Linked DNA regions of Homo sapiens: regions 1 and 2 are each linked to region 3. The links are chromatin contacts, found by Hi-C or POLR2A ChIA-PET in ENCODE. All regions are on one chromosome and are shown on one strand. The core of a region is the stretch at or near the end of the contact, and the rest is flanking DNA. Distances in the headings are between cores, read along the strand shown.

The links. Hi-C counts contacts between places; a loop is a spot of excess contacts on that map. ChIA-PET counts read pairs that join two places held with the same protein, here RNA polymerase II (POLR2A). Pooled maps may share reads with other maps.
Region 1: a loop to region 3 is called in a map of CD4-positive, alpha-beta T cell, with 17 times the contacts of the local background. The contact joins the promoter of TSNAX-DT here to the promoter of ERO1B in region 3. A Hi-C loop is called at or near these places in 2 of 168 maps with a recorded cell type or tissue (CD4-positive, alpha-beta T cell and CD8-positive, alpha-beta T cell) and 6 of 50 pooled maps. POLR2A ChIA-PET finds 5 or more read pairs at or near these places in 1 of 52 experiments (OCI-LY7).
Region 2: a map of naive thymus-derived CD4-positive, alpha-beta T cell shows a loop between it and region 3 (17-fold over the local background). The contact joins the promoter of SPRTN here to the promoter of ERO1B in region 3. A Hi-C loop is called at or near these places in 1 of 168 maps with a recorded cell type or tissue (naive thymus-derived CD4-positive, alpha-beta T cell), 2 of 37 single-sample maps with no recorded cell type and 7 of 50 pooled maps.

What each region holds. Positions count from the first base shown.
Region 1 is chr1:231,527,008-231,529,891 of GRCh38, forward strand. It overlaps TSNAX-DT (TSNAX divergent transcript), which reads right to left and starts at 1,549. Exons shown (of 3, transcript NR_173106.1): 1 at 1,413-1,549; 2 at 331-408. TSNAX (translin associated factor X) reads left to right here and starts at 1,662. Exons shown (of 6, transcript NM_005999.3): 1 at 1,662-1,819; 2 at 2,248-2,352. The coding sequence starts at 1,804. It overlaps TSNAX-DISC1 (TSNAX-DISC1 readthrough (NMD candidate)), which reads left to right and starts at 1,646. Exons shown (of 16, transcript NR_028393.1): 1 at 1,646-1,819; 2 at 2,248-2,352. RefSeq lists enhancers at 929-1,750, 1,219-2,418.
Region 2 is chr1:231,336,958-231,339,721 of GRCh38, forward strand. SPRTN (SprT-like N-terminal domain) reads left to right here and starts at 1,336. Exons shown (of 5, transcript NM_032018.7): 1 at 1,336-1,647. The coding sequence starts at 1,427. EXOC8 (exocyst complex component 8) reads right to left here and starts at 895. Exons shown (of 1, transcript NM_175876.5): 1 at 1-895. The coding sequence starts at 788. RefSeq lists enhancers at 197-1,072, 620-669, 710-769, 1,073-1,947, 1,350-1,549 and 1 more and silencers at 330-499, 2,571-2,620.
Region 3 is chr1:236,280,300-236,283,218 of GRCh38, forward strand. It overlaps ERO1B (endoplasmic reticulum oxidoreductase 1 beta), which reads right to left and starts at 1,659. Exons shown (of 16, transcript NM_019891.4): 1 at 1,383-1,659. The coding sequence starts at 1,484. RefSeq lists an enhancer at 1,054-1,253 and silencers at 1,324-1,373, 1,414-2,003.

The DNA of each region.
Region 1 (2,884 bases), core at 299-2,798, 4.8 Mb before region 3:
TCCTCGACTATGGTACAGTACAGTAAGTATTGACTCTGAAAATGTTCGTAAGTACTGGCTTCCTTGGATCTAGAGGGAGTCACATTAAAATGGCTACATTTGTATCAGAGCTGTCTTTTATTCTTTTTGGCATGGTCAAGTCATTTCTAATCAGAGTAGGGGGAATACTGGTAGATCAGACGTCACTCAAACTCATGAGAATTATCTGTTTAACATCCACAAAGCAAGTAGCCCAACAAGCAAGGTCCCCAGGAGCCTACTTTATCCTCAAGGAATCTGCTTAGTCAATTGACGTATTCACAGGGCTGGAGAGGTATGAGTGGTGGTTACCTTCGTGCCAGAGCAGAACATGCCTTGTAGTTACTGCCATATTCTAGCCAAGTTACTCCATTTACTGTTCCTTTGTTCCTAAATTAACAAGGAGAAAAGACTGTGTGTTCAACACATGACCACAATAGAGAGGTTATTTAGAGAAAGCTTAAAATGTACTTGTGTTTTCTGTACTAGGCCTAGGGCACCCCAGTTATGAAGCCTTGGCCTGAGTTTCTCTCTAGACGGTGCTGAATTGCCATCTAGTTACCTATTCTGACACCAGGAACATGATTCTTCAACAAACATTGACGGAAGCTTACATGGGACCGGATCACAGCGCTGAGAAGCACTGGGGCTAAGGGGCGGCACAAAGTCTAGATATGGTGGCAGCACCTGCTCATAATGAAATGCCCACAGTTTAGTGGAACACAGCTGCTATTACTCACCTGTCTATCATTTTGTTTGGGAGAGCCCTGGTGGGAGAGGAGTATGGTATTTAATATTTAATTGAGCAGTTATATGTGAAAGAGCGTTTTCACGAGACTTAACTCCTTTCATCCTCAAATAACCCTACAAGGCGGGTACTATTCTATCCCTATGTTACAGATAAGGAAACTGAGGCAGAGAAGTTGCGTGCTTCATCAAGGTCACACAACCACTCCGTGGAGGCAAGTTGAACACAGGCTGTCCGGCTTCTGAGAGCCAGTGGAGAGGAGGGAGACGGTGGGAGACGGGCAGGGGGAAAAGGTGGAAGTAGACCCGAAGGGCAGGCTTGATCTTCATAAGAGAAAACAGTACTAACACCATCCACTGATTGACTCGCATATTTCCATCACTTAAAGCTCCTGGCGTCACTGCCAGGAATGGAAAGTTAAAAAACTCCCAGCTCTGTAAGGTTCTGCCTGGATCCTGAAAAAAACCTTCCCACATGCCCCGAGGAAACTCGAGGGCTCGCTTCTTTCTCACATCCCTGGCCCGGGGCACCGGAGGTCCCGCTCCGGCGGAGGAACTACAACCCCCACAGCACCGCGCGCGAAGCTGGGCCCCCCTGAGGGAAGGGTAAGGTGTCCCGAAGGTGCCTTCAGAAAAAAATTACGTACGTTTTTCGTCGCTTTCCCACGATCACACAGATCTCAGGTCCAGGAGGACGCATCGTCTTTTTAGTAACAGTGCATGCTGTGAGGCTTGTAGAGTCGCCTCTCTCTTCAGGCGCAGCAGAGGGCGGCCGCAATAGTACGCTCGCGCGGCGGTGGCGGGTGGTGGTCCTTGGACCACGCGGTGGGCGGAGCCAGCGGCGACGGCCTCCCCTCCCCTCCGGACGCAGGCCGGAAGTACGTGAGAGGAGACTTCCGGCCACTGCGTTGTAGTCGGCCCGGCTGCAAAGCGTTTTTCTGCAGGCTGTTTTCCCAGGTTCCCTCGGCCTGTACCTCGCGCACTCCTCTTGCTCCAGGTCCTTCAGTCTCCGCTCGTCTCACCGTAGGCTGTGACGACATGAGCAACAAAGAAGGTGGCGTCCTTAACAACACGGGGCGTTATTTATCCGGAGGGGGAGGTTCTCCAGTCTTTCTATGCAGTTTTCCCCTTTTCACCCTTGAAGGATGCCTTCGTCCCTTGTAGACTCGGGGGCGGCCCCTCTGTTTCTCTCCCCGGCCAGATCGGCCCTGTTTACACCTCCTTTTTTCTTAAATTTTTGAGGTGTGATTTTATCCTAGTTCAGTAATTGCTGTAATGCCAGATCATAGCACCAGTTGGTGGAAACTTGGATGATTTGCTTGGAAAGGCCTGGGCAGCGTCTCTGTCAGTCTGCGGAGAAAGCCTCTAAGGCGAGGGCCCTGTGGGTATCTGGTTTTAAAGCAAGGAGTAGGTTTGTCTATGTTGTGTTTTGCAAACTCTTGGTGATGGAAGATCCCTCTCTTTTTTTCTTCTCTATATAAGGATCAGGAGGGTTCAGGAAAAGGAAGCATGACAATTTCCCACATAACCAAAGAAGAGAAGGGAAGGATGTTAATTCATCTTCACCCGTGATGTTGGCCTTTAAATGTAAGTTCTCTGCAATGTAAGTTGAAGAAGGGGAGAGAACAAAATTATTTAGCCATGGTTATGCGCAAGAAAACAGTCCCTAAGAATTTAATGTGAAACTTTAGCTGGAGGTTTTGTGATGGCGCTAGATGTACCCTAAAAGTCTGGATTACAAAGGCCTTCACTTTTATGTCCCATTAAGAGAAATATTAGTAATCAGGTAAACATGACTTAAACACAAGAAACAGTAAACATTAATTAATATTTGACATGTCACATACTCAAGAATTGTGTACCTGATAATATTTACTCATCTGTTATATGCTAAAATATATTTTCATTTAGTGTGTATTTGTTTCCTCTACTAGACTTGAAGACAGGGACGGTATCTTTGTTTTAACTGTAACACTTAGCACAGAGTGGGAGCTTGTATCTATTAGTGAATCTCGCATATCTATATACACATATTTTCACAGTCCCCTTTTCTCAGCATATTAACTTGGACAAGTTATTCCTCAATTCAAAACAAACACAAAACAAAATCCTCTTCCTT
Region 2 (2,764 bases), core at 86-2,585, 4.9 Mb before region 3:
TGGAAAATACGGCTCTCGGGGAACATAAGCAGCTTGAACATGTCCTTCATGGGCGGGTTGTCCTTGACATTGACTACGGCCAAACCATCTAGGGAATAGAGAGCGTTGTAGCGATACATCCCACGCCGCTGAGGCAGCCAGGTAGCCACCAACAAGCAATCGTTCATGAGAAAGCCGTGCACCCGCTGCAGTTGGGCCATGTGGTCCGCATCGTATTCCACTAGGTCCCCATTGTACACCAAGTACTGTCCCGGCGTCTCCAGCAGATGCCTGCAGCCTTCCACCTTCTCAAGCAGGGTGGTGAGAGTGCGCTGCTTTCCTTCCTCGCCTGGACCGGAGCCGTCGCGGGAGGCACCCCCGGGGGTGGAGAAAAAGCCGGCCTGGCCTCGGAGGTGGTCTCGGCCCCCCGCCCCACCGACTCCCTCCTCCCCTCCAGAGGCGGCGGCGGCTCCGGCGGCAGCAGCGGCAGGCAGCAACGTAAGCGGGATGCTCTCCAGGCTGCTTTTCTGCTCGGTCAGCAAATGGCTGAGCTGGTACATCTCGCTCTCCAGGTAGGAGATCTCGCGGGCCGTCTCTATGAACTGCCGGTAGTTCTGGTAGACGTTGCGCTTCAGGTTCTGCGCCGTCTCCTCCGCCAGCGCCTGGATGCGCTGCCGGTGCTCCTGGAGGTCCCGGTCCCCATCCGACTGCTGCGAGAGCTGCTTCACGTACAGCCGCGCCTCAAAACCCCCTGACTCCAGCTGCCGACGCAGGCGGCTCGCCCCACTGTCCGACATCGCCATCGCCATTTCTCTCCGGGTCTCACGCACTCACTGTCACTATCGGCGCCGCAGCCGCCGCGGCTGTCTAGACCCACCCAAGGCCAACCGAGCTCCTGGGCTGAGGAAGCAGGAATGGGAACGAGACGAGTACGCCTGCGCCGGGTCTGAGCGTCAGACACTGCGCCTGCGCAAGTGGGCCGAGCGCAGACATTGCGCCTGCGCAGCAATGCCATCGGTTAAAGCGCATGCGCAAGATGAGCTATTGCGGAAGTGAGGGGAGGGAGAGGCCGAGAGAAATTTCGGTACTGCGCATGAACCGAGCGTGACGTTGAGGTTTGAAATAACCGGCAAAGAGTAAAGGCTGAAACTAGCTTCCTGAAAGCTTCGTAGGGCCCGAGCCCTGTGAGCCCAGGTTCTGCGCCCACTAGGAGGTGTCATGCTGACTGCTTTTTTTAAAGCCCTAGAATCTTGGCTTCGGCGTTTGGGGTAAGCTCCGTTCTCGTTCTCAAGCGCGTTTCCGCGAACTCTCGCGGGATTGACGGGCCGTCTCGAGAGCCGGCATCTCCTAGGAGCTAGTCCTGGTCCTCGGCTAGGCGGCTTGGGGTCGCGGCGTAACTGGGGAGCCAGCCTGACGCCGGCGGACCCCGCCTGTGATCCTGGCAACGATGGATGATGACTTGATGTTGGCACTGCGGCTTCAGGAGGAGTGGAACTTGCAGGAGGCGGAGCGCGATCATGCCCAGGAGTCCCTGTCGCTAGTGGACGCGTCGTGGGAGTTGGTGGACCCCACACCGGACTTGCAGGCACTGTTTGTTCAGTTTAACGACCAATTCTTCTGGGGCCAGCTGGAGGCCGTCGAGGTGAAGTGGAGCGTGCGAATGACCCTGTGAGTTCCGAGCCCCGCTGGGGAAAGAGGCGGGACTGGCAGCTTTCCTGCAGCCCCCGGCCCTGGTTTTCTCTCCTTTCTCTAGTCCGACGGTCCCAGGGGGCGTTAAATGAGGGGAGTCTGGTTTTGGACCTGGCAATTCCTGCCTCGGCGTGTTTCTGTCTTCCTTACCTTTTCTCCCACTCGAACAATAAGAAAGCTGTGTAGACCACACCGCCACGGTTGGACTCAGGGCCGTAACAAAAAAGAGATTTTTATTTGAATCTCACTTCACTTGAAAATAACAAGTTCCTGATTTGCCTTATGATAGTGCTGTAGGACCCAGAAGGGAGAAGCAACCAAATCTGCACCTAAGAAAGTGCTGAGGACGCAGAGTAACTGCCAAAGGATGTGTGTTCTCCTCCTCTATTCCCGTTAGGAAACCCACTTTAGTTAGCTCGTGTGTTGCATTGGGGATCTTCAGTGATGCTTTTAAAACGATTCTTTTTCTACACGCTAAATTTCAGAAATCCCTATTTGAAATAATAATCTACTCCTGCACGTGAACAGGGTTAAGTTTAAGATACAGTTGTATCCCAGCATGCTTGTTTTTGAGTTGATAGAAAACAACCTACTGTCAAACAAATTAAGATATGATATTAAATTGTGTTTAAAGTACCAATTTCCTTTATACAGGCGTCTGTTATGATTTTGGAGATATGCTACTGGAGATATCTGCTTGTTAATAACACCGAACTGTAACTTGTCGGAAGGAGACTGGGAGTAGCAGAATAGGATTGCCTTTGAGCTGTTGCAGCCTAGCTAGGGCAAGGGGAGCTGCAGTTGGGCCATGTGGTCCGCATCGTATTCCACTAGGTCCCCGTTGTACACCAGGTACGGTCCTGGCGTCTCTAGCAGGTGCCTGCAGCCTTCCACCTTCTCAAGCAGGGTGGTGAGAGCACGCTGCTTTCCTTCCTTGCCCGGCGGGGATCGGAGCCATCGCGGGAGGCGCCCGCGGGGGTTGTAACTAATTAATTAGGTGAAATGCAAGTATCTGCTAACCAAGGGGGGTATACTTTCATGAAAGCCATCTGCCAACTGAGTTAGTGTGAACTGCCCAAGAATGTGTAAGGACTTG
Region 3 (2,919 bases), core at 409-2,908:
GAAACACTCAACTAGTGACTAGAAAATAATTTTGCCAAAGACAATTTGGAAAATTTACTTTAGTAAGTCTGCCCAGATTACCACTATCTATTCCATCTCAGTGTTTTCCAAGTGAGGTCCAAGAGGTAGTCAAAAGATAACTTTGCTACAGTTATACTGTACTTGCAATGTTTGTTTAAAATGCTGATATCTGGGCCATATTCCAGATCCAATCAATACATGTGGAGGTAGGGCCAGAGAATCTGCATTTTAACATGTTCCCCAATACCAAAAATTTGCCCCTTTTATTTTTATGGTTCAAACACAGACACAAACGGACTATTCAGGCACTCTGGGATTTAGTGCAGGGCACCATAAAACCATGAAATAAAGTGACTCAATTCAGAAAAACATGTTTTCACGGTTACACTCAGAGTCACCTTCAATTTTTCTTGGATGAGCACTAATTGCTTCAAATGACATCTCCCCTCATCATCAGGCCACCTGAGACCTTCGTTTTATTTTTTTGGCCCTCAGCAGTGCTGCCTCCTTGCAGCAGGTGCAGACAACAAGCAGCAGCACCTGGCAATCAATTCAAATTCTACTGAATAGAAGCAAACACCTCTCTGAAGGCGAAAGGATCTGGTCAGCTAAGCCTCAGATTTCTAGCACACTGAGAACACTTGTAATCATCGCTTCACATCAACAACCAGCCAGCACCTCACGACTGCCAGAGCCAGAGCCTCCATCCACGAGCCACAACGCCCCACTCAGACCCCCCCAGTCTCGTATTGGGACTTACCTGGCGATGCCACTTGGCAGACACAGCTCAGCTGGGTAAAAATAAAGCAATCTTGAGCAAGGGAAGGTGCTCGAGGAAGAGTAAAAGCCCAGAAAGCTCTAGTCCGACAGTTCGAGTGAAGTCTTGCCCCCTCCCAATCCCCTGCGCCTGGCGGGGCCTCGGGGGTCTGCGGAGTGCCCCCAACTCTCAGTCTCCCTCCCTCACTAACTCCTGAAGGGAAGGACGTCACCGTTTCTCTGGGCGCTCGCTCCCTTCGCAAGACAGCCGAGGTGGTTCATGCCCGTCCCATCTCCCGCCACACTCCCAGCCGCTTAACACATCCGAGAGGAAAAAACGAAAACAGCTCAGGGGGACCGTCACCATCTTCCTCTTTTGACTGCCATTACCCGGAGTGTCGCCGTCCCCCCACCCTGCGGGCGGTTCGCAGATGTTTCCCGCACTGGACGGTCAGGTCTCTGCTCCCCGGGTTTTCTGCTCGCCAGAAATCACCTCTTTTCTGGCCCGGCCCTGCCCGGCCCTCCCCGCGTCACAGCCGCGGCCCGTGTGTAGCGGCCGCGGGTGTTCGGCCGGGGGTTCCCGGCCCGCTATCACTCGGGCTTACCTGCGCCTCGACGACGCTCCGCAGGAAGCTCAGGGTGACCAGCAGCTGCACCGCGGCCGCTACCCCCTGCCCAGCGCCTGCCCGGCGGACCCCTTGGCTCATGCTGACCTCTACCCACACCGCGGCCAGCCGGACCCCTCGGGGCCGGGGAACGACGGGCGGCCCAGGCGACGACCCAAGGGGACGGTTCCCAGCGGCCGAGCGACTCCAGGGTCAGAGGTCTGCACTCCAGTCCGGAGGCAGGCGACTCTTTCCCCAACACCCGGCAGCTGCGAGTGAGGCAGGAAAGGCGAGCGCCCCCACTTCATCCCCCAGGCGGCCCCGCCCCCGGCTCGCTTGGCTCCTCGGCCACGCCCCCAAGCGCGGGGCCTTGTGGGAGTTGTGGTCCTGGGCGGTCGCCTAGGCGCCGCGGCAGGAAGGCGGAGCCGCTGAACGAGAGGACTCGGGAACTACAACTGCGAAGGCCGCCCCGCCTCCCCGAGGCCTCGGGCTCCGCGGCGGCCAATGAGGCGGGACCACGCGGGCCTCCAAAACACCGGGGGGTGCGGGCGGGGGAAGCGGGGCGACCTCTTCTCCGGGAAACCAGGCTGAGGACCTCTCTGCGTCGGTCCCTGCTGTCGCTCCTGGAGTCCTCGCAGACGCCAGGCTCTAGGATTCACCCAGTACGCGGGCGAGTTAGGAACGGACGGTGCGGGATCTTTGACTTTCGGTCTGAAGCGTATTCTTTGTCTCATTCATTTTTCTGTAGCCTCACATCTGCTGTGGGTGCCTATGTAAGCTACCTGTGACTTGTAGAGATGGCTTCGGCTCTTTTTTAATTTCATGCACCCTAGATGTGGATGTCATCTCCTGCCCCGCCCCAGCCCGACTCCTAGGTTGACACGTGCGAGTATAACGCATGCTAAAGAATGAAGACAAACCCAAAGGCTTATGATGAAATATGGGGATGGGGTAAAACAAAAAAAAACTTAGAGTGACATAGATTGGGCGCAGATCCCAACTCTAAAACATTCTAGCTAGTTATTGGGCCTTAATTCCCACCTCATATCTTGTTCTAGGGCTACATAAGATTAGATACAGAAAGAGCTGAGTATAGTGCCTAGCACCTAGGAAGCACTCAATAAATGGTAACTGCTATTAGTTTTATTAATGCCTTTGATTTCTACAAAACGAGTAATACATCTCCCTTGTGTTTATGTAGCGTGTATTAGTTTCTCATTGATGCTGTAAGAAACTATCACACATTTAGTTGCATACAACAAAAGAAATTCATTACCTTATAGTACTGGAGATCAGGTGTCCAAAATGGACCTGTAGGGCTGTGTTCCTTTTGGAGGCTCTCAGGGACAATGTGTTTCCTTACCTTTTCCAGCTTCCAGAGGCCACCTGCATTCCTTACCTCATGACTTCACATCTCCTTCACTCTCTCTGCTTCCCTCGTCACATGCCTTCTCTTGTGACCCTAACTCTTCTGTCTCTCTTGTATAAGGACCCTTGTGATTACATTGGTTACAGACCATCCTATCTCAAAATCCTC